Regions from separate parts of the Mus musculus genome. Here region 2 is linked to region 1. Evidence: chromatin loops called from intact Hi-C (ENCODE). Cell type or tissue: heart. All regions are shown on one strand. Each heading gives the region's core, and the rest is flanking DNA. Links, peaks and the distances in the headings are about the cores only. Region 1 holds the start of Mfsd10 (major facilitator superfamily domain containing 10). Region 2 holds the start of Sh3bp2 (SH3-domain binding protein 2).

The links. Peaks named below come from ENCODE experiments on the same cell type or tissue, not always from the same donor. Only the 100,000 strongest peaks of a DNase experiment are listed, where the experiment ranks them.
Region 2: it touches region 1 in a loop (3-fold over the local background); 25 of 42 quality-filtered maps call a loop at or near these places.

What each region holds. Positions count from the first base shown.
Region 1 is chr5:34,631,644-34,642,134 of GRCm38, forward strand. It overlaps Mfsd10 (major facilitator superfamily domain containing 10), which reads right to left and starts at 5,569. Exons shown (of 13, transcript NM_026660.3): 1 at 5,284-5,569; 2 at 4,951-5,140; 3 at 4,767-4,863; 4 at 4,378-4,481; 5 at 3,966-4,124; 6 at 3,727-3,888; 7 at 3,408-3,516; 8 at 3,208-3,319; 9 at 2,948-3,056; 10 at 2,780-2,870; 11 at 2,650-2,697; 12 at 2,488-2,577; 13 at 2,003-2,371. The coding sequence starts at 5,124. The coding sequence ends at 2,256. Nop14 (NOP14 nucleolar protein) reads right to left here. Exons shown (of 18, transcript NM_029278.2): 14 at 9,680-9,839; 15 at 9,227-9,374; 16 at 7,542-7,660; 17 at 7,248-7,403; 18 at 6,893-7,008. The coding sequence ends at 6,909. It overlaps Add1 (adducin 1 (alpha)), which reads left to right. Exons shown (of 16, transcript NM_001331082.1): 16 at 1-665. In heart, for the core only: a CTCF peak has its summit at 5,336 (motif pointing left); DNase peaks (open chromatin) are centred at 2,198, 4,308, 4,938, 5,538 and 2 weaker places; H3K4me3 peaks cover 2,124 bases; H3K27ac peaks cover 2,145 bases.
Region 2 is chr5:34,542,501-34,552,991 of GRCm38, forward strand. Sh3bp2 (SH3-domain binding protein 2) reads left to right here and starts at 7,076. Exons shown (of 13, transcript NM_001145859.1): 1 at 7,076-7,296; 2 at 9,061-9,200; 3 at 10,237-10,339. The coding sequence starts at 7,133. In heart, for the core only: CTCF peaks have their summits at 5,108 (motif pointing right) and 7,287; DNase peaks (open chromatin) are centred at 1,984, 7,211 and 7,451; H3K4me3 peaks cover 2,048 bases; H3K27ac peaks cover 1,478 bases.

The DNA.
Region 1 (10,491 bases), core at 811-8,810:
CCTGTGACAGACTGCAGCAGAACACTCTTGACTTGTGTGGGGAGGTTTTACATAAAGGGTAACTCATGGTAGAAGCCAGCCTTGGAGGTACCATCTAATGTGTTGCATCATTCATAGAGCCCATGACCTCTTGATCCATCCTTTATGAATTTTTACTTAACTTTCATCCCTGGAAAAGGGCTTAGTGGGGAGCGCCGAGTGTCAGGTGGAATCCTAATGGGGCCTTGTTCAGGAGCTGCCACTGCCAGCCTGGCTAGAGTGAGGAAGCCTGCTGGAGCCCTGCTGGAGCCCTCGACACCCCTGCTGCAGTTGGGCCTGCAGAGCAGGTGCTCAGGTGTGGACAGAGCCCTGTGATCCTCCCATGGGGCACCAAGCAGGGCCCCACAGCCTCTTGCACTGCTAGTCTCACCAGTCACCACGGTGGCCTGAGCTCTTACCTGGTCCCCAGTCCCCTCATCCGGACTCTTCCTCATCCTTCCTTTTGGCCCTTCCTTTATCCCACATATGCAATGACTCTTCTCACTTTTGTAGTCTAATTCTTTGTATTACACATGAAATATCGTTGCATATATGGACAGACTTGGAGGACAGGTCCTGTGTGTCCTCTCCTCATTGTAACAGGTTTTACTCACAAATAAAAGTCTTTAAGCAGTTTCCTTGTCTAAGGTTGGGGGCAACTTTGCATTTTTATGCCTTTGTTCCCTTAGTTTATTTAGCTGTGCATAGGTCTGAGGTACGCATGTCTGTTCTATGTTGTGTGCATGTATGTCAGAGGAAAAGCTGAGCAGTATGTTTTCTACCATATGGGTTCTGGGGATTAACTTCAGGTCATTAGGCTTGGTGGCAGGTGCCCTCCTTGTCTGCTAGGACACCTTGCTGGCCCTAAAATAGGGCTTCCTAAGTGTTTGTCCTGTGTTAAAAACTAAAAGTCTTTTTTCCTTTAAGTTTTGTTTGTTTTTTGAGGCAGGGTTTCTCTGTGTAACCCTGGCTGTCTTGGAACTCTATAGACCAGGCTAGCCTTGAACTCACAGAATTCCTTCTGCCTCTGCCTCCTGAGTGCTGTGGTCAAACAAGTATGCCACCACCACTACCTCCCATCTTTTTTTGTTTTGTTTTCTGTTTTTTTGAGACAGGGTTTCTCTGTATAGCCCTGGCTGTCCTGGAACTCGGCTGGCCTTGAACTCAGAAATCCATCTGCCTCAGCCTCCTGAGTGCTGGGATTAAAGGGGTGCGCCATCACACCTGGCCACCACCAGTCTTTTTAAGGTTTATTTTTCACTCTTATTTATATTATGTTTTTCCTGCATATATGTCTGTGTGAGGGTGCCAGATCTTCCGAACTTTGAGTTACAGACATTGTGAGTTGCCATGGAGATTCTGGGAATTGAACCTGGGTCCTCTGGAAGAGCAGCCAGTGCTCTTAACAGCTGAGCTATCTTTCCAACCCAGGCTTTTTAATTCTTGGTCAGATGTCATCCGTAGCTATGAACTTGGGATCCCTTGTACCTTATACTTACAGCAGCCTTTTCTGCCACATACACAACTTTATCATGAAGTTGGGGTGTGGCGGTGCTCTGTCACTGATGGGGAGGAGCTTGGTAGGCCTCACCCCTCTTCCCATTAGAAGTTAAGGTTGGGCTAGAGAGTAAGAGCACTGACTGCTCTTTCATAGGTTCTGAGTTCAATTCCCAGCAACCACATAGTGAATCACAACCATCTGGAATGGGATCCAATGCCCTCTTCTGGTGTGTCTGAGGAGAGTGACAGTGTATTCATATTAAAAAAAAAGGTTAAGGTTGCTGTGGGAGGGGAGTCATTCACTGCAGTGATGTGGCCCACACTCCAGTAAATAGCCCCACCCTATACCCACACTAACTAAATTCCAGTGGGCCACCAAAACAGAGGGGAGGGGGTTGTTAGAAAGTGGTTCTTCAATGGGGTAGTTATATTACCATATAACACTTAGTACACAACTGTCAAAGAATAGTAAGACGGAAAGGCACTTGGTACAAAATAGCTGCTTTATTTGGTCATTCAGAAGAATAAGATATAAAAAAAATTCTGGAAGCCTAAAAGGTTTTGGAGTAAGAAAAGGGTGTAGCTGCCCAGGCTTCCTGCTGGGTTGCCATCCAGAGAGAGGAGGGGCGTGGCGAGCCTCCCTGGGCCCGGTGGGAGGAGTGTGCTAGGAGCTGAGTGGTCTGGGCCCAGGTTCCCACCTGGCAGCCAGACAGCTGGGGTTGGGTGTGGCAGCTCAGCTACTCCTCCTTGGAAGTCTCTGCTGGATGCTTCAGCTTCCACAGGAGTAGGAAGGGGAGCAGAAAGAGGGCCGAGCACACAGTGAAGCAGACCTGGGCCCCAGTCAGCCAGTACACTGTGGAGAGACAGGTGCCCACCCAGGCTTCACAGTCCCGTTCCTGCACCCCCCCACCCCCCCAGGCACAGAGCAGGCAGCTGGGGAAGGCTGCAGGAGGAAGTGCTAGCACTTACCTGAGGCAGCCACCACCGGCCCCAACGCCCTGCCTAGGGCGCCTAGGCTCCGCAGTATGCCCATGATTGTGCCTTTTTGCCCTGGAGAACCTGAAGGGAGAGGACTTGTCAGATGTCTGTCAGCTCTCCTACCCTGCATAGCCTTTTGGGGAGGACTCTCACCATAACTGGAGACCATGGTGGACAGACCAGGCACCACAACAGCAGCAGCTGGTGAGAGAGTATGGGAGGCACTTGTTAGCCTAGGAGAGGCACGAGGATGTCTACCCCAGCTCTGGCAGAGCCCACTCACCAAAGGAGTAGAGCATCAGTCCCAAGCCCAACGTAGGCAGCGAGTGTGCCCAGCCAATTAAGAGGAAGGCTGGTACTAGCAGCAGCATTGCCTAGGGAAGACAGAAGTCTCAGGACTGGGTTTCCAGCCTGCCTGGAGTGCTCACTGTAGAGGAAGTAAGTCCCTTACCCTCGTCACAGCTGCAGCTTCCTTGCCAGGGCTGATCCGCCGGGCGTAGGTGCCCTGTATGGTGGCCATGGTGAGGCCGATGAAGAAAAACATCTTGCCCTGCTGCAGGCTAGGAGGTGGAGGGTGAGCGCCCAGCCCCCTAGGCCACCAACTGCCTGGGGGATGGGCAAGGCCACCAGCCAGAGTGCTGGGAGGGGTACCACAAAGGCTTCCTGGACCTGGGGTCTGAGAACCTCGAAGCCACTAATATGGAGACCTACCTGCTGAACTGGAAGCGCTGATGTGCCAGGAAGCTGAGTGTGTACTCCAGGCCTGAGAACAGGAAGAGGTAGAGGAAGTAGACAAGACCCAAACGGCGTAAGTTTCTGAGTCCTGCAAGTCAACACAGACCACAGGTTGATCGTTGTTCATGCTGGTTGGTCAAGACTCTGAGAGCTCAGTCCGGGGTAAGCCTCCTTACTGTGCTCAGCAGGCGGGTCCTGACTGTGAGTGACAGCCGCAAAGCGAAGCAGGGCCAGGGGGCTGAGCAGGTGGGCAGCAGTGTGGAAGCCCAGGGTGACAGAAGATGCCTGTGGGAGAAAGCGAGGGCTGGCCAGGAGGCTGGGAGCACACAGCCTGGCAGCTTAGGGACCAGGACCTGTCAGATCCCAGAAACCCAAGAGGTGTTGTGATGTTAGCAGCTTGAGGGCAGGCCAGTCTCCCCTGCCAATGGTACAGATAAGAAAGGAAACCCCTTCCAACCCTCAGGAGCCCTCACCCCTCCGGGGACCCGGGCCTACCCGCTTTTCCTGGGGCAGTGTCTCTGGCAAGAAACAGAAGATGAACAACATGTCGGAGATGGCAAAAAGTAGGCTGATCCAGGGCACCATTTCCACAGACAGGAATGCTCCCAGCATGGGACCCAGAGTAAAGGCCAAGGAGAAGGCTACCCCGATGACTGCCTAGGGAAAAGACCTGAGCTAGGCATGGAGTCTGAAGCCCAGACATCAATCCCCGTTCCCTAGGTCTGTTCACTCACCATGCCTTGGCTGCGGGTTGGAGGTGAGCCCAGGTCAGCGACAATGGCTGTGGAGAGGTTAACGTTCCCCTTGCTGATGCCTCCGATCACCCTGGAGGCCAAGAAGGCCTTAAAGCTCCGAGAGGTAGCCCACACTGCATAGGAGATGGCCAAACCTGTCTGCCAATGGGTGGAGGCCAAGTGGCAGGATCGGTCACTTCAGGCCAGGAAGCACCCAGAGCAAGGCAGGCAAGCATATAACCCTCAGACCCGGGCCACTTGTGTCCCTGTACTTTCCTTAGGTGTATTTAGCTTGGTGTAACACCAGGGGCCAGAAGATCCCTCTAGAAGGGATGGGAGCCCACTGTTGGCAGGGGAGCCCCACAGCTGCATTCTCCCCTCTGCCTGTTGACAGCTGGCTCCAGAGGCTTACCAGGGACAACATCATCACTGGGCGCCTCCCCAGGTAATCAGAGGCAGCTCCTGTGAGTGGTGCGGAGAAGAACTGCAGGAGGGAGAAGGCCGAGCCGATGAGACCTGAGAGACAGAGGATCAGTCCTAGAGTGTTGACCACACTTAGCCCTATATTCACAGGCCATCGACTGAAGCTCGGGTGGCCTCAGTTTAAAAAAAAAAGCCAACCAAAAACAAAAAGACAAAACAAAACAACCCCCTCCCCCAAACAACAACAACAACAAAACCAACCCACACCTTTCAGTTAAAGGAGGCAGGAACCCAGGGAGGATGATTGACCAAGAGCCTAGGCAGAACTAGCTCTCCAAAAAAAGGTTGTGGGCCCCAGCATGGCACACAGCGACATACCTCCGAACAGGACACTGTTGTACCTCTTTTCCGCTGGCATCCCGATGGCTGAAGCAAACCAGTCTACCCCACGCTGCCAGGAGCCATAGAGGGGGTCCTGGGTAAAGAGGAAAGTAACTCCAGCTGGATAAATCTGTGATAGGCTAGGCATGGGGAGAGCTCCCGCCTTGGGGGAGGGGCTTACTTGTTCGCGGCCGTGTCTCTCCAGCAGCCCAGGCAGCAGAGGCAGCAACAGCGTGAACGCCAGGAGGTCGAGTAGCAGGCCGAGGAAGAGCACGATGATCACGCGACGCTCGGACGCGGGCCGAGGCCGTATAGGCGGACGAGGCGTACAGCCCGCATCCCCTGCCCAGCCCATGGTGGAAGCTCCGACCCTGCTGGGGGAAGGAGGGTGTGGTGATGACGGCCCCGTTTACCTGACAATTGAAAGCTGAATTTGCAGGTTCTTGCCAGACAAAACGGAAGTGGTTCCAATGCGGTCCTGGCACACCCTTCAAGGCCCGACTCCCTTACCAACCTAGGGCAGCAGTAAGCTCAGGGCCGCAGTGGTCAGGGCGCCCCCTGTTGTGAAGCGGGTAACGGGGAGAAGACGGGAATCCCTGGTTGGGGAGTCGTAGGCGCCCTGAGCTCCTGTTCGTGTACCACTTCGGCCTCCTCACACGATATCGAAACCTTTGCTTCCCACCTACCCAGCTGGGACCTGTGCACACGTGCCGCAGCTCCAGGCGGGGACAAACGGGTGGATGAACAGGGAACCTCCCTGGATAGCAGCCACACCCCGGAGGCTTCGGAACAGGCACCTCCTCTTCCGGGAGGCCGTGCTGTGGCGGGAACTGGGTTTGGAGTCTCCCAGCAGCCAAGTATAGAGAAGGCTTGCAGGCTTCCAGATGCATTAGAAGCAAGCGGTGAAGTTCTGAAGAGCTAAGTGTATGTAAGAGACAGCTTGTCTGTGCAGTTCAGTCTCCTTGGTACCTATATATCTTTCTTTTGAATCAGGGTCTCATGTAGCCACGGTTGACCTTGAATTCCTGACCCTCCTACTTTAGCTTACTCTAAACCATGCTGGAGTTGGGGATGGTGATGCCCACCTCTAGTACCAGCACTCGGTGGAGACAGAAAGAACAGGATTCAGGATTTAGTCATCCTCAATCAACTCTGAAGTATGAGAACAGCTGGAGCAAAGACTCATCTTTTAGATAGATGAACCACTAAAGTCCTATCCCTTCAGTGCTGTTAACCTGTTGGAGCCATACAGTCCACACTGACTCTTTCCCAGAGGACAACACCGGATGCACTCGAGTGATAGGCTCTTCTAGCTGGATTGTGTTCCCCTTCTGACGACACAGGACAGTATCTGGAGGCTCTATAAACTTTTCCTTGGCATGTTCCTCCTCATAGATTGCTCAATCTATGCCCAGTATCAGATTTGGCCACCCTGCTTCTTGCTGCAGTTGGCTACACAGAGCCATTGTACGGCAGAGCCCTGTGGCTAATTCAGGCGTGGAGGAAGCTGGGGCTGGATGGTAGCCTAGCTGGTGCGTGTGTCAGGCCCAGGCCCCTCGTGGGTCATGCAGCCTCTGTCCCAGAAGAATCACAGGGAGAGGTGACAAGGTGAGTACTGTTGGTAGATGTAGCCCCTGTAAGCCAAGCTGCTGAGCCCAATCTCCCTTCAGGGTTGTTCTTGACCAGCACTTTCTGAGCTGCAGGATGCCCACAGCCATTCATTCTGTGCTCCAACAGTGGCTTCACCACATCCAAAACGCAACTCCTACTCAGCACCACCAACCCTCGCACAAGATCTCACACCTCAGAGCCATAGCAGGTGACAAGGGCCAGGCTGGACGTAAGGATTCAGTCCTGTTCTGTCATGTGTGATAGGTGATCTGATAAGTGTGTGGGAAGGCGACTTCACTGTAAAACGTATATAATGTACTTACCCACACTATGACAGCTTGTCAGTTTTATGGACAACTGCCTAAATGTCATTCTGTGTGTGGCTATCATCTAACAGTGCAGAGCTCTCACAGACATCCCCAACCTGTGTCTGAGCATGGCAGGGAGATGGGACCCCACACTCCACAATGAACCCCCAGAACCCTTCATTACAACACACCACACAGCCTTGCTACATTACAAGACAATTTATTTTTTGAACTTTTTCCTCTTAAGAGCCTTCCATTCACCTTCTTGCGTGGCCAGGCTATTAAAAAGCTGTTTTACTTTACGCTTTCTTTCTGCATCCCTAAAGAGAAAGAGAAAAAAGCAAGTGTTAATCTTGCATCAGTTCTCAGGTATTTTGCTTTCTTCAGTTTGAACACTAACAGTTCAGAACCACACATGCATGGCTCTACCCTCAGTCCTGCAAAGGCTGCCAAGTATATCGCTCACCATACTCCCCAGTGCTGAGAAAAACCAGCGGCCTATGAGTGTGGTGTCACACCACAGCGGTGCCCTAGTCCCGTACACACAGTTCCTCCTCACCTTTCCATGATTTCTGAGAGCTGCATCCTGGCCAGGAACTGATTGTCCTTTCGGATCTCTCGGACGGCGCCTTTAAATTCCCGCTTGTGTTTGTGGATTAGTCTTTTCCTTTCCTGTTCTTCTTTACTGCTGCCTTGTTTCCGTCCAAACTCAAGCCTAAAGTTAGAATCAAAAAGGCTATAGAGGTGAGCTGACTGCCGACTGCAATGTCTCCTGTCCCAGGCTGAAGCAGGTGCATCGCCCACCTCTAGCCTACAGACAGTCCTGGCCTCCACAGGGTCCCCCAGCACTCACACTTTGACTAGCCGGGGGGTGAACTGCTTCAGTGGGACGGGCTTGCTCTTCTCACACACCAGCGGGCGGCAGTGCTGCTTCTGGCCTTCCATTGCTGACAGTATGCTTTGAGCCAGCTCCTAAGGAACATGTAAAGGCATGGTTAAGAGGTCTCCTAGAGGCCATACTTGCCACTGCCTACTCTACACCCACTGGGCCGTGTCAGGTGCAGCTTGGCTGCATTGCCATCCTCTATATAGGGAACAGCAATGCAATTAGGACGAGCAGATGGTTCAGCATATAAGGTCTCCTGCCACCAAGCCTGAGTTCAATCTCTGGAAACTAAATTTCAAAGGCATTGCCCTCTGACCTCCATACATATGCCAATGCATAAATAACCCCACACCCAGAGAGAAAGCTGTAAATGAAAGAGCTTGTGTCCAGAGAGTAGCATATGGCCTTTCTGCAGGGACACACTGGCAAGGCACCATCAGCACAATTGGGATTAAAGCACATAAGACCACCTTCCCTGCCTAGGTGACCTGCAGTGTGTGGAGGCAGCTGTTAGAGCAGCATGATGCTGTCAGGCAGAACAGGATTCCTGCTCAAACACAGCTAAGACACGTCTCGCTAAAGCTGTGGCTTCCAGGGAAGCCTGTAGAAGCCAGCTCACTGATGTTGGTCTGTCCCTTCCCCTCACACAGATGTGCTCTGGATCCCAATTTGCTTGCCTCCCTGCACCCATTGTATATAGTCTTGGTCCATCTAAATGTCATGTGAGAACTGAGAAACTACAAGCTCCATAACCCTAACTGGCCAGCCTAAATCTGTAGGACCAGGGATCCCTTTAAAAAGAAGGGACAACCACAGTCATGTCCACAGTGATTGTTTGAGGAGGTGCTAGTGACTCAGTACAGTCAAGGAATGGCTTGCTCCAGACTTGGGGGACTCAGCAATCAGGAAAGCCAGGGTCTGTCTTCAAGTGGCACAAAGACGAGGGTGTAATGTGTACAGGAAAGGTCAGCACCATGGGCAAACAGCACACAAAGCTCTGTGCAGGGGCCAGGAAAGAGCAACTGTGAACATCACCAAAATTGAGGGAAAGCCTGTGAGAAGCCCAGAGTGCAGGTGGTGAGGCCAAGGGAAGGTCACTCCAGCCTGCACTGTAGCCTGACCCTCTGTCTTTTATTGTGAATGGAGATGTCACTGGGGGGAGGGTACAGAGGAGACAACATGCCTTTTTCTCCAAGGAAGCTGGGCTGGTATGCGGATAACTGATGATGAGGGTGGGAACGGCAGAAGGCAGAGGACAGGAAACCAGTCAGGAACAAGGGGCACAGATAGTAAGGAGGGACAGGGTAAGGACACCTAGATGGGATGGGGACCAAGTATAAGCATGAAGAGCTGCTGACTACCACACATGCTAAATAAAGCAGCAAAAGCCTTGTTTAGACACACGGGGGCTCCAAGGACCAAGTGAGGGTGTCCTTCGAGGTCACCCTCAGAAACTGTGGGGTAAGGTGCTTTGGATGGCCTGGAACGAGTGGGGCCATTTTCCCTTTGTGCTTCTGAGATTGTAGACAGTTTTGGTAGACTTCCCTGTGATGCCTTTTAAGCTGCAACTTCAATGACAAAAACACTAAGCTGGTGCTGGGTCCTGAACAGCCCGGGACAGGGCAAGGCGCCTAGTGACTGGAAGGCCTCACCTGAAGTTCTTGGGGGAGGCTACAATCTGCAAGATGCTTCGACAGGAGGGCTTGATGGGGCCTGAAGATGGCGTGGAAGGACGGCAGTGCCTGGTACATGAGCACGCAGTGCTTCATCAGGCTCAAACACGAGGCTACGCAGGACAGCCTACAAGGACACAGGACAATGAAAGGGACTCAGCTCACCTTATTTCAGTAGTTACTCATAAGCCAATGAAATGTCTCACCCACAGCTCAGAAAATCTAAGTGGAATTACATCAGCAGAAAGGCTAAATGGCTCATTATGGCAGTCTAGGAAATAGTTTACCCAGAGCAGAAAGAAGCACAAGACATGCAACAATACTTTAAAATGCGGACTCAGTTTCAGTTCCCAATCAAATAAGTATACTTTGAAAACAATGCTGCACATGTTAGGACATTTATTCTTGATGTCCCTGGGGTGTCACACATACCTGGTGTGATTTGCCTCAGTCGCTGTCAGGGTGCTCAGTCTATTTGCCCAGTGCAAGGGGAGGCTTCCCCTCTGCCAGGTGGTCACATCTGCTTTGTCGGAGACCACGAGCAATTCCGAGTTCTTCCCAAGTGCTCTAAAAGGGTGCACCAGAGTGGAACCTGAATCCCAAGCGTGACAGGTCAGAAAGGACCCAGGTATCACAAGCTCAGGGGGCCTGCGCTGGAGTAGCTCAGCCGTGCACCAAGCTGCCGGGTCTTGCTAGATATCAGTGAGCTAATTCCAACTGTCCAAATAAGCACAGAAAGAATACCTGTGCTGGGTAGTGGTGGCTCACACCTTTAATGCCAGCATTCAGGAGGCAAAGGCAGGTGGATCTCTGAAACTGAGGCCAGCCTGGCTTAGACAGTTTCAGGACAGCTAGGGTTACTCAGAGATCTTGGTCTTGAAAAACCAAACCAACCAACCAACCGAACAAACAAACAAGTAGACAGGATACCTGTGAGGAAAGCTCCAGAGGAGATGGAGAAGGCAGTTTGCCTAACTTAATGTAGAACCTGCTAGCAACACACTTCCTATGGCCTTATTCAGGTTACACACATGGTTTAAGCACTTAGGTCATAGCCAAGCCAGTCTTATCCTCGTAGGGATGTCATGCCAGCACCCTTACAGATAAATAAACTAGATATAGAGAAAGTAAAACGGATTCCAAAACCAAAATAGAGGGAAGAGCAGCCAGAATGCTGGGGAGTTGGTAGGCAGAGTTGGCCAGAGGTCTGAGCAGGCAGAGAGGATGAACAAAATAGACATTGG
Region 2 (10,491 bases), core at 1,119-9,118, 89 kb before region 1:
GGGCAAAGTAGAGACTCTACAACTCTTGGTAACCCTGTAGTCTTTGAACTCAGTCCTGTCATGAGGTTGGCCCTCAATCTCAGAGGACCCCCCCCCTTTCCATCACCTCTTCCTATCCTGGGATTGGGGCTCAGACAAGGAGGAGCAGGGTACTCAGTGGCTGGGGTCAGAACTCCTGCTTCACCACTTAGTGGTTTCCGGGATAGAGCAGGTGAAGACGCTGGGCTTGTGGGAGCAGAAATGCTCAGGAGGGGCTTATTTAAGTGAGCCACTGGGCCGGTACCCTAGAACAACAGCAGTGTGCTTGTCCTTGAGGCTATGTGGACATAAAGGCTGCTTTCCAGAAAGCCAGATGTTAGATGAGCTGAGGTGGAGAGGTGACTCAAAGTGTCCTTGTAGGAAGAGACTGATGTCTGTCTGGGCCCAAGCTCCTTCCTAGTCACTCAGTTTCTTGGAGTCAAAGGGCACAGAAATACCATCTTAAAAGTCACAGGTACAAGTGCAAGGCACAGCTCTGAGTATATACGTTGTAGGGAAGAGCCTATTGTTGAGGGAACGAGCTCCCAATGGGAGACATCAGCACCGTCTTCCTCAGGCCAGACACCCTAAACTGTGAGGGGCTTCATGGGTTGATAGCTGAGTTGGCCTTGAGACTCTGGCCAGGAAGTTCTACAGGAAGCTATCTCTGTAGCCACACAGCTGGCCCCAGAACTGAGTAACCTCAGTGGCCAAAACCCAGCAGGCTGCTGGAGTACTGCGCTGAGCCCCAAGTGGCTTTTAGGACCTTGCTGTGGGGAAGTTAGAAAACGCCTTCTCCTTGGGACTGCCCAGTAACAGGAAGTCCCAAACAGGGAGGAAACCCTGTTGGCCCCAGCTTCCCCCACCCCGTGAAGCCTACTGCACTGCTCTGCAGGCTCGGCAGTGCTGGGAACAGCCAGGGGCCTTGAGGATCTCATGTCTGGGGGATGCAGGTTGCAGTCCCTCCTCATAGCCCCTGAGCTGAATAGCCTTTCCGGATTTAAGGACACCTGTCCCCAGCAGGTCACAGGAAGTTGTACCATGTGTTGGGTCAGTGCCATGAGGTAAGTTGAACAGGGGTTCTGGAGATGACTCTGGCCTAGCCACTGCAGGACTTGGGGCGGGGGTGGGGGAGAGGAAAGGGAAGATCATAGCCCTTACCAGGGTAGGGGTAGGGACTGATTGGGACTCAGTCCTGTGAGAAGCAATAAACTCCGAGGAGATTGGCCTCTATCAACTTAGCCCCTATATCTATCTGAATGGTCCAAATGGAGCCCAGAGAGGAAACTGGCCATTAAAACTCTTAAGACTTCATGTCACCCAACAGCAGCTGTGGGGAGGCGGAAGACAGCTTGCCAGAGTAGAAGGCCAGCTACTGTAAACCCTGTCTGGGGTGGTCTTGGGGTTAGGTTCTGTGTCTACACATGCTTGTGTGTGTGTGTGTGTGTGTGTGTGTGTGTGTGTGTGTGTGTGTGCATGTGCACTTGAGAGGATTTGAGAAGTCCTGGCTGCTTGTATGAGAGTGCTGTGCTCAAGGTTCTCACATAAAGTGGATAATCCCAAGGCCTCAGAAACCTGACGGTAGGGGTCTGTCCTTGTGAAAGTGACAGGGCTGCAGACCCTGTGGCTGTCACCCCCAGCCCCCCATGTTATCTGGTATGACTTGTCATTGGGCCTTTCTAGAATTTTGGTTTTGATTTTCTAACAGAGAACGATTCTGAGAAGAGGAAGGAAGAAAGAGAAACTAAGAGGGAAGAGCTTGTGAGATCTTGTGAGCTGGGGCAGCCTCAGGGGCGAGGTGTGGGCTGCGTGGGGAGGGGTAGAGTGCTCTGACTTGCTGGATGAATACTGGGCATGCAGCTTTGGATGAGTTGTTGGCTTCTTTGACCCTGGATATCTTCACTGGTGACATGGGGATGGCCCTGGTTGGCATGTCAGGGTGTTGTGATGATGTGGGTTGGTCCCTGAAGAGCATCAAGTCTGGCCTATGGGGAGTGGCCAGTGCAAGTCCTGAGCCATTCTGAGCCTCAGTGTCCTAGCCTGTAAAGTGCAAAGCAAAGCCTGAGTTCACGCACCCTGTCAAGGCTGATGAGCAGTCAAGGAGTAGGCAGGGCCAGGCTAGCTTCTAGGGACCATCCATGAAGGGTCTTAGGAGACTGTAAGTGTGTCTTTGTGTGTATATGAGTGTGAATATCTAGGTGATTTGCATATATGTATGGTATGAATGTGTCATCAAGCACTTGTGTAAGTATGTGTGAGTGTGAACACATGCGTTTATGCTTTTTAAAAAATGTCATTTTAATTATGTGTGTATATATATGTATATATACATATATGTATTATGTATGTGTGTGTATGTATGTGATAACATATGCACATGAGTAAAGCTGCCCACAGGTCTAGAAGAAAACCATATCAGATCCCCTGGATCTTGAGTTGCAGGCAATTGTGTGCTACTGATGTGAACCAAAGGGACCCTCTGCAAGAGCAGCACCCACTTTTAACTGCAAAACCATCTCTACAGCTTCAAAAGCATGTGTCTGAACACATGAATAAGTATGTGTGCATGTGTGATTATTGTGTCTGGATGTGTGGTTCAGTTCCTATGAGAACAAAAATGTCTTAGTTATTTTCCAGTTGTGGGGACAAAAACCATGATCAAGGTAACTCATGAAAGAAAGTGCTTAAACCCGGAGCTCACCGGTCCAGAAGGTTAGAATCTGCAACCGTCACACAGGAAGCATGGTAGCAGGTAAACAGGCATTGCACTGGAGCAATCCTCGAGAGCTCACATCTGATTGACAAGCACAAGGCAGAAAGGACTAATTGGGAATGGCGTGGGGGTTTTGAAACTTCAAAGCCCACACCCAGTGACACACCTCCTAGAACAAAGCCACACCTCTTAATCCTTCTCAAACAGTTCTACCACTTGGGGGCCATTCTCATTCAAACCCTCACAATGAGTATATGTGCATGTATATGTGTAAGATGAGGGTTAAGTTGAGATTATGTGTATATGTGTGTACATGAGAACATATGTATGCACAAGTGCCCCAGTGGTACCTGCTTTCCTTTTCCTTGGGCTAGAACCCCCACCCCCGCCTTACCCTGCAGCTTCACAAAGAGCAGTCCGGCTTGATCACAGGAATAAGTGTGCTTCACATAGGCAGGGACATATCCACAGGTGTCGGGGGCTCATGGATAGGCTCATATATGCATGTATATATGCACATGTATCAATGTGCATACATGTATGTTGTGTGAATGTAACACCTGTGATGTTAACCAGGTGTGCAGAGCCACCAAGAATGTATGGACCCTTGCAGGTGATGACCACTCACCTCTGCAGACTCACAGGGTCCCAGGGCAGGCACAAGCCACAGAACTTGTTCTGGCTGACTTTGTGGCACAGAGTGGTTTTTATTGAGTGGCCCAGTCCATATCCTCTAGCAGCCTCTGGAAACAGTGTTACCTGAATCAAGACCAGTTATGAGAGAAGGGGAGGGAGGAAGATGTATAGAGAAGCAGAGAGACTTGACTTGGAGGATGTGTGGCAGGTGTCCAGCCTTCCTGGTGTGCATGCAAGCACAGACATAAACTTACAGGCTCAAATGCATGTCCACATACACACATGCAAACAATTATCTCACACCTTCTACGTGGTCTCATGGGCTTTAGCCACAACCACTGACTTGCAAAGGTCTGGTGTGGGGCCGGGGAGAGGCCTGCAGCTACAAGCAAAAGGATCCACAAAACAGAATGAGCCTAGCAAATGAGTCCTGACCCTGCTACCCCAGCCTCCTACAGAGGGAGGGGATTTGTTGCTAGGTTATCAGGGGACTGGGCTCTTCCATGCCTCCTCTGCTGATAGGGACTTCCTAATTGGAAGATGAGGGCCAAGTGGGGTTTGAACTTATGTCTCCATACTATCCCTCAAAACTCTCATCCACGGTGGCTCAGCCCACCAAGGTTGCTGTTCCTACAGAGAAGGGAACTGGGCATCCCTGCTCCATGAACTGTCAGTTCCCTGACAGTTGAGTTGAATTGTGCTATTAGGTCCCTGGGTCCGGGGTGGTGCTGTGGGTACTGAGGTGGCTAGTCTGGTTAGTGGGCGGCTAAGAGTCTTCATTCTGTTCACAGGCGAGCCAGGAGTTCTTTAGTTTCTCTCCAGCTTTCCCAGGCACAGGTGGCGCTGGACTCTGTAGGCTGAGCTAAAACTCTCCAGGAAAAGCATGGTAGTAACCGCCTCCCACCCCCCAGGTGGCACATCCTCTTTCTGCTCCTAGCTTAGATTGGTATTGGGTTCCTGAGCAGGGTCACCTGGTGTCAGGCAGGGCTTATCTGGAGAGGGGTTGTGATTCCGGTTCTGAAGTGCGAACGTTCCTAGGAGAGATGAAGTAGAGTATCACTTGGCTCTCATGACATCCTCTCCAGCAAGGTGTTCAATGGCCGCCCACAAGCTTTCATTCTGCCCACAGGAAGGTGGTAGCTAGGCTGTCTCCTGCTGGCCACTGAGTTGAAACAAGATGGGGCTGAAACCGCTTAACTCTTGCACCCAACCCCACCCAAACATGCAGCCAGGGGGAGGTAGGCACATCTTTCCTTGCAGCAGCTCCAGACATCAGAGCAGGGCTCTGTTTCAGCTCCCTTCCACAATCCTCAGACCAACTACCCACCAGAAGCAACTGTCTAGTTTACTCTGGGCACTCTGGCTTCCCACTCTGGGCAGGGCCTGCAGGCTAAGTAAGTTTGGGGGATAGTGATAACCTACTATGGCCAGTGTCAGGTGGAAGGAAGGCTGGGTCACTAGCCCCAGGCTGGGGACATAGGACCAGCTACTATTCATGGGTACTCAGAAGAGGGAATGCTGAACCTCATTTGTTCCCAGACTTGTTGCTAGCACATCCTTCTACCTTGCAAAACCCACTTATTAGTCCTGATAATTTATAACTTCCTTGGAATTTTTGCTACATAAAGCCATGTAATCATTGCTTAGGTTTTGTTTTTGTTTGTTTGTTTTTCTTATCTGGACACTTGATTTACTTGTGTCTGCACAGCAAATGTATGTAGTGCTTGTAGAGGCCAGAAGAGGGCATCAAGTCCCCTGGAGCTGGAGCTGCAGACAGATGTGAGATTCCTTGTGGGTGCTGGATCCTCTGTAAAAGCAGTCAGGCTCCTAACCACTGACTGCCTGTCCAGCCTGACATTCAATTTCTTTTTATTATATACTTTCCTTGGCCACACTTTCCATACAATGTTGAAAAGAAGCAATGGGATCCTTGCCTTGTTCCTGCCTTTCAGGAAACTGAAAATGTTCGGCCTTTTACTTCCGGCTGTAATAGCTGTAGGCTTTTCTTAGATGGCCTTTGTTAGGTTTAGAGAGTTCCCTTCTGCTGTTTTTCTTCCTTCCTTCCTTCCTTCCTTCCTTCCTTTCTCTCTTTCTTCCCTTCTTTTTTCTTTTTAGATTTATTTATTATTGTATTTTTTTATGTGCTGTTAGATTCAGTTTGCTAGCATCTTGTGGAGAATGTTTATGCTGTGCCCAGAAGGGGATTTGGGGCTGGGGATATGGCTCAGTTGGTAGACTCCTGTCTAGTTTCAGTCCTCAACACTGCTTAAGCCAGATGTGGTCATCCTCAAACTTAGGATATGGAAGCAGGGAAATCAGAAGTTCAAGGCCAGCCCGAGCTATTCTGTCATAAAAAAGATACACAAACAGAAATCCTCAGAGACTTATTGGTCTGTAGCTTTCGTGTCTGTGACAGCTTCATCTGGGTTTGGGTATTGAGGTGATGCTGGCCTCATTGGATTTGCTCTGCGAGTTTGTATATGACTAGTGCTCTTGGAATCTAATATTTAATGGCTAAATTACTTTACTTGCAGCAGCAGGCAGTGGAAACAACCTGGACTAAGGTGAATTCTTGTGGGCTTGGGTGAGCAGAGTCTGTGCACAGCAGAGCAAAGCACATCTAAAAGGTCGAAAGTAGAGGTAGGGCTGGATTAGGAAGTGCTAGAGTGTTGCCAGGTGTGATAGTGTACAGCAGCAATACCAGTACTTGGGAGGCTGAGGCAGGAGGATGCCAAGGTAGAGCCAAGCCAGGGCTACAGAGTGAGACCCTCTTTAATGCCCCCCCCCCGGCAGGATTGTGTCCATGGCATTTAGAATAATGATGTGATGGGAATGGTGTGTTGGCTGGAAGGTGAGGAAGGGAAATTGGGGGAGGCAGGGAGAGGTGTGGCCTGCTCAGAAGCAGTAGAGACGGGGATCTGTAATGCAGGGTGGCTGGAAGAAGGAGGCAGCTTAGTGTTCTGGGTAAGATGTTCCTCCAGAAACCAATGCCCCAGGCAGCCGGACTCTTGGAGTGAGAAAGCTGTAGGAACGTCAAGGCTGCATATAGTAGGAAGGGGCCTGGAGAGCTTGCCTAATATAGAGACTTGGACACCAGGGAGAAGAGTCTAGAATAGACAGTTGGTGGGAGTGAAGCCTGAGGAATATACCAGAGTTGCCTCTGAAGGGCAAGTGTGCTGCCTTCTGCCACAGATAGTCCATCTTGGGGCAGCCTGTGTGATGATGGGAGATGGAGAAGGAAGGATGCCTAGGAAGTCAACAGGGCTTTACCAGCCTTAGGCATCCAGGAACACTCTTCTGGGACAGGTATTCAAAGAAGCCCAAGTAGGTAAGAGCTGCCAAGGGCTGGCTCACTCCTTGGAGGAATTCCGTCCCGAGGGAGACCCATGGAGTGGACATTGGCAAGGTGACATGATGGGGTACTAGCGTAGGAAGTAGGGTGCCATAGACGCTCATATCCAAGGTGCAAACTGGGTGGAGATCAGCAGGCGGGGACTTCGGGATCCTCAGATGTTGGGAATATGAGCGTGACTTCCTCATTCGCATTGGTGGCTTCCTTGTTTGTCTGGATGGCTCTTAATTCTGGATTATACAGACACAAGTTTCCAAGTTTCCACTTATTGCAGCCCACCACCCTCAGTGCAGTGGGTGGAGAAACTGACGTAAGGAGGGGCGGGTCCGCTTTCTTACCTGGCCCCTAGCCCTTACACTACCGCCCGCGAGGGGAGGAGCCAGGGGCAGCTCCGGCCTGGGGCTCTACGAGCTATGGCGGGCTCAGGGTCGCGGCCGCGGAGCTGGGGCTGGCGAGAGACAGGCTCCAGGGACGAGGCTGCGGCCGGTGGGCCCACCTCGGGACCCTGTCGCTGCTCACAGGGAAGGCGGGCGCTGGCCGCCCCCCGGAAGCCGGCTGTGCCCGCCGCGTGGACACCGTGAGTACTGATCCTGCCTGGGGCTCGGGATCTGGGGCCCCAGCCCTGGTTCTGAGCATCCACACTCAGTTCAGACTTCCACTCCTCAGACCTGGGCCCCCACCCTCTGCACCACGACCCGGGACCGAAAGTCCCTGGAGCCCCAGGCGCTATCCGGCGTCTACTCAGAACAAAGGAGAGCATGGGCCAGCCAGAGTTGGCTGGCCAGGGGGCTTCGAGAGCCTGGCGCGCTGTCTGTCCATCTGCTTGCACGGCATGGGCATGGGAGTGGGCACCCTCCTCGCACTCCACTGCTGTGCTCGGACCCGCGTTCCCCTTGGCCCTGCGCGGGGGTGTGGTCGCGCCATTGTTCCAAACCTCCGCCTGTGGTTCTGTGGTTCGAGGACCAATGGTCCTGACCAATGGCCTGGACCATGGACCAAGTGCATTTGAGTGTTAATGCGCTCTCTCTCTCTCTCTCTCTCTCTCTCTCTCTCTCTCTCTCTCTCTCTCAGTGTGTGTGTGTGTGTGTGTGTGTGTGTGTGTGTGTGTGTGTGTGATGTGTGTGTGTATGGGGTAGCCAACGGAACTTGATTCTCTAACACATATTTGGCGGTGTGAGGTGAGCCTGGCCGTTGACAAGAGCTTAATTGATTTCCATCCTTTTTCCTTTCATTTTCGGATGCAGTAGGTTTCCCTGCTTCAGCCTTCTGAATGCTGAGCTTTCAGACGTAGGCCACCCCGGGGCTGGAGGGTTTTCTCTGTGTGTTTTTGGGGGAGTTGGCACTATAGTAATAGAAATCTCAGCAGCCTGCCCTTCTGGATATGGCTGGAGCCATCCCACCTTGTTGAGAGCAGATCCCTGACCTTCCCCTCATGCAGTGCCTCAGGGTCCAAAGAGGGACCTGATGGGGTGAGTGGGTGTACCAACAGAATAATGCCAAGTTAGGGGGCAATTGTGACTGGCACTTGGGGTTCCTTACAGGAAGGACCCTCTGAGTCTTGATACTCTGGGCTGATAATGTGGATACTAGAAAACCTGCCAAATGGTCCTCATGGCACTGATGACAAGGTGTATGTGTGTGTGTTCAGAGTCCACCCTGTGCTCCCAATTTATAGCTCTAACAACTGAGGCTGGAGTTCCCCCAGAAAGCCAAACTATTGGAGCCCAAATTATTAAATCTGGGAAGTGGGGGGCTCTTGGCTTGCTCTTCTATTACCTGACTTCAGGGCTTCAAAGTGGGGATAGACAGAAGTTACTGAGGAAGGGTGGACATCTCAGGACCTGACTTTCTCTCCATAGAAGATCAGATCTGATGGAAAAGGTTCTCATTGCCTGCCTCAGTGCTCTTGAACAGCCATTTTCAAGGGGGTGACCCCAGTGCCCCCTGCTCTAGGACAAGCACTTTGTGAGCTGCCCAGGCATTGGAACCTTGGGTAGCTATGGCATAAGGCCTGATATGCCCAGGCTAGGGCTTCCTGAGTTCAGTCATTACTGCCCCAGCCTTCCTGGGGCCATGAACTCGCTGAATTCACGGTGGTAAAAGGACTGTGCTCAGAATTCTGGAGTCAGGTGTGTCGCCAAGAGGATTGGGGACTGACTATGTGGCATGGTCACCCCCAGAGCCCCACTCAGAAGCCTGGGGACTTATGAAGAGTCCTCCTCCACTGACCTGACCCTCCACGTTGCCTTCTAGATCTTAGCCATGCCCTCTCAGGACCCCCTGCCAAACTGTTCCCCGCTGTCCTCCCGGCTGAGTCCTGTCTCTTTTGCTTCAATTGCAGCTTCATGGCGGCTGAGGAGATGCAGTGGCCTGTCCCCATGAAGGCCATTGGTGCCCAGAATTTGCTGACCATGCCTGGTGGTGTGGCGAAGGCTGGTTACCTGCATAAGAAGGGTGGCACCCAACTGCAGCTGCTCAAATGTGAGTCACTGGATCATGGGAGTTTCAAAGGGAGGACACGGCTCTGCTTCTCCAGGGCTCTAGTGGGTCTCCTGAGATTTCTTTTCCTTTTCTAGCAGCTGGCACACCTAGGAAACCTGATGAGTTCCTTACCCTGGACCTTGTCACAGGATCCAACATAGTATAGCAGGCAAACTGAGGAGTCATGAGTGCTTCAGTCTGCAGCCAAGGCTGGAGGTCCTCAGGGTGGCCTGATAGATCTGGTCCCTCAGTGCTGTTTTTGCCTTGCATGTGACTTGTGGGTGAGGTGGTGAGTCATGTGGCACAGAATGGTCCCATGTGGCAGGCCAGGAGCCAGCTGAGTGTCAGGATGCCGAAGGCATAGAGCGCTAGAGCCTTGCCCGGCTCTGATCAGCCATGGACACTCCATCCTTTTGCCCCTGGGATGCCCTCTGCCAGGGATGCCCTGCCCCCGTGTTGCCTGCCTGGGATGCTCTAGCTGGACTGTTGGACCCTGTGTGCATAGCAATGTATAGATGTATGTGCTCCAAGGAAGAACCATAAATAACCTTTCCCCAGGGTTAGGAGGGGCTGTTCTGGGCAGGAGCCCTAGAGCCTGAGAACAGCTCCACCTCGATGGCTCTCACCAGCCGGCTCTGGGTGCCTAAGCTCTGCTCTCCTTGTCCTGTCAGGTCCTCACCTCCTCAATAGCCCTATTGCTCCAAGCAAGGCTGCCATGGCCTCCTTAGGCCTCTGGTCCAGGCTCCACCCTTTCTTACTGTCCCTTGAGGCCTTAATCTACCCCTTTTGGGCCAGATTTTGTGGCCAGGCCTTTCCTGGGATGGTGCCCCAAAACTTGCCCATGTGCCAGTGAACTTGTTTATATTTGACCCCAAAGAAAGTCCAAGGAAGGGGCAGCATACCAGCTCAGCTCCCTGCTCTACCTTCTGCAGTCTCAGAGGTTTGCTTCCAAGTTGCCCAGGACCTCTGGAGACCTCCTCAGAGTAGAGTTAACTGGTGGCTCTGTGGCTCACCTCTGCCACTGAATTGTCCCCAGGGCCCCTCCGCTTTGTGATCATCCACAAGCGCTGCATCTACTACTTCAAGAGCAGCACATCTGCCTCCCCACAGGGTGCCTTCTCACTGAGTGGCTACAACAGGTGAGTGTCCATCCTGTCTGCTCACCAACCTCCCATGCCCTCCCTCTCACCCTGCACCACAGAACCAATCCCTGACTGTCTGAGATGGCCTTCATCTGTTTGCTGGCTGTTATCCTACCTACCCTGGCCTTTGCTGAGGGCAGGGGGTGGGA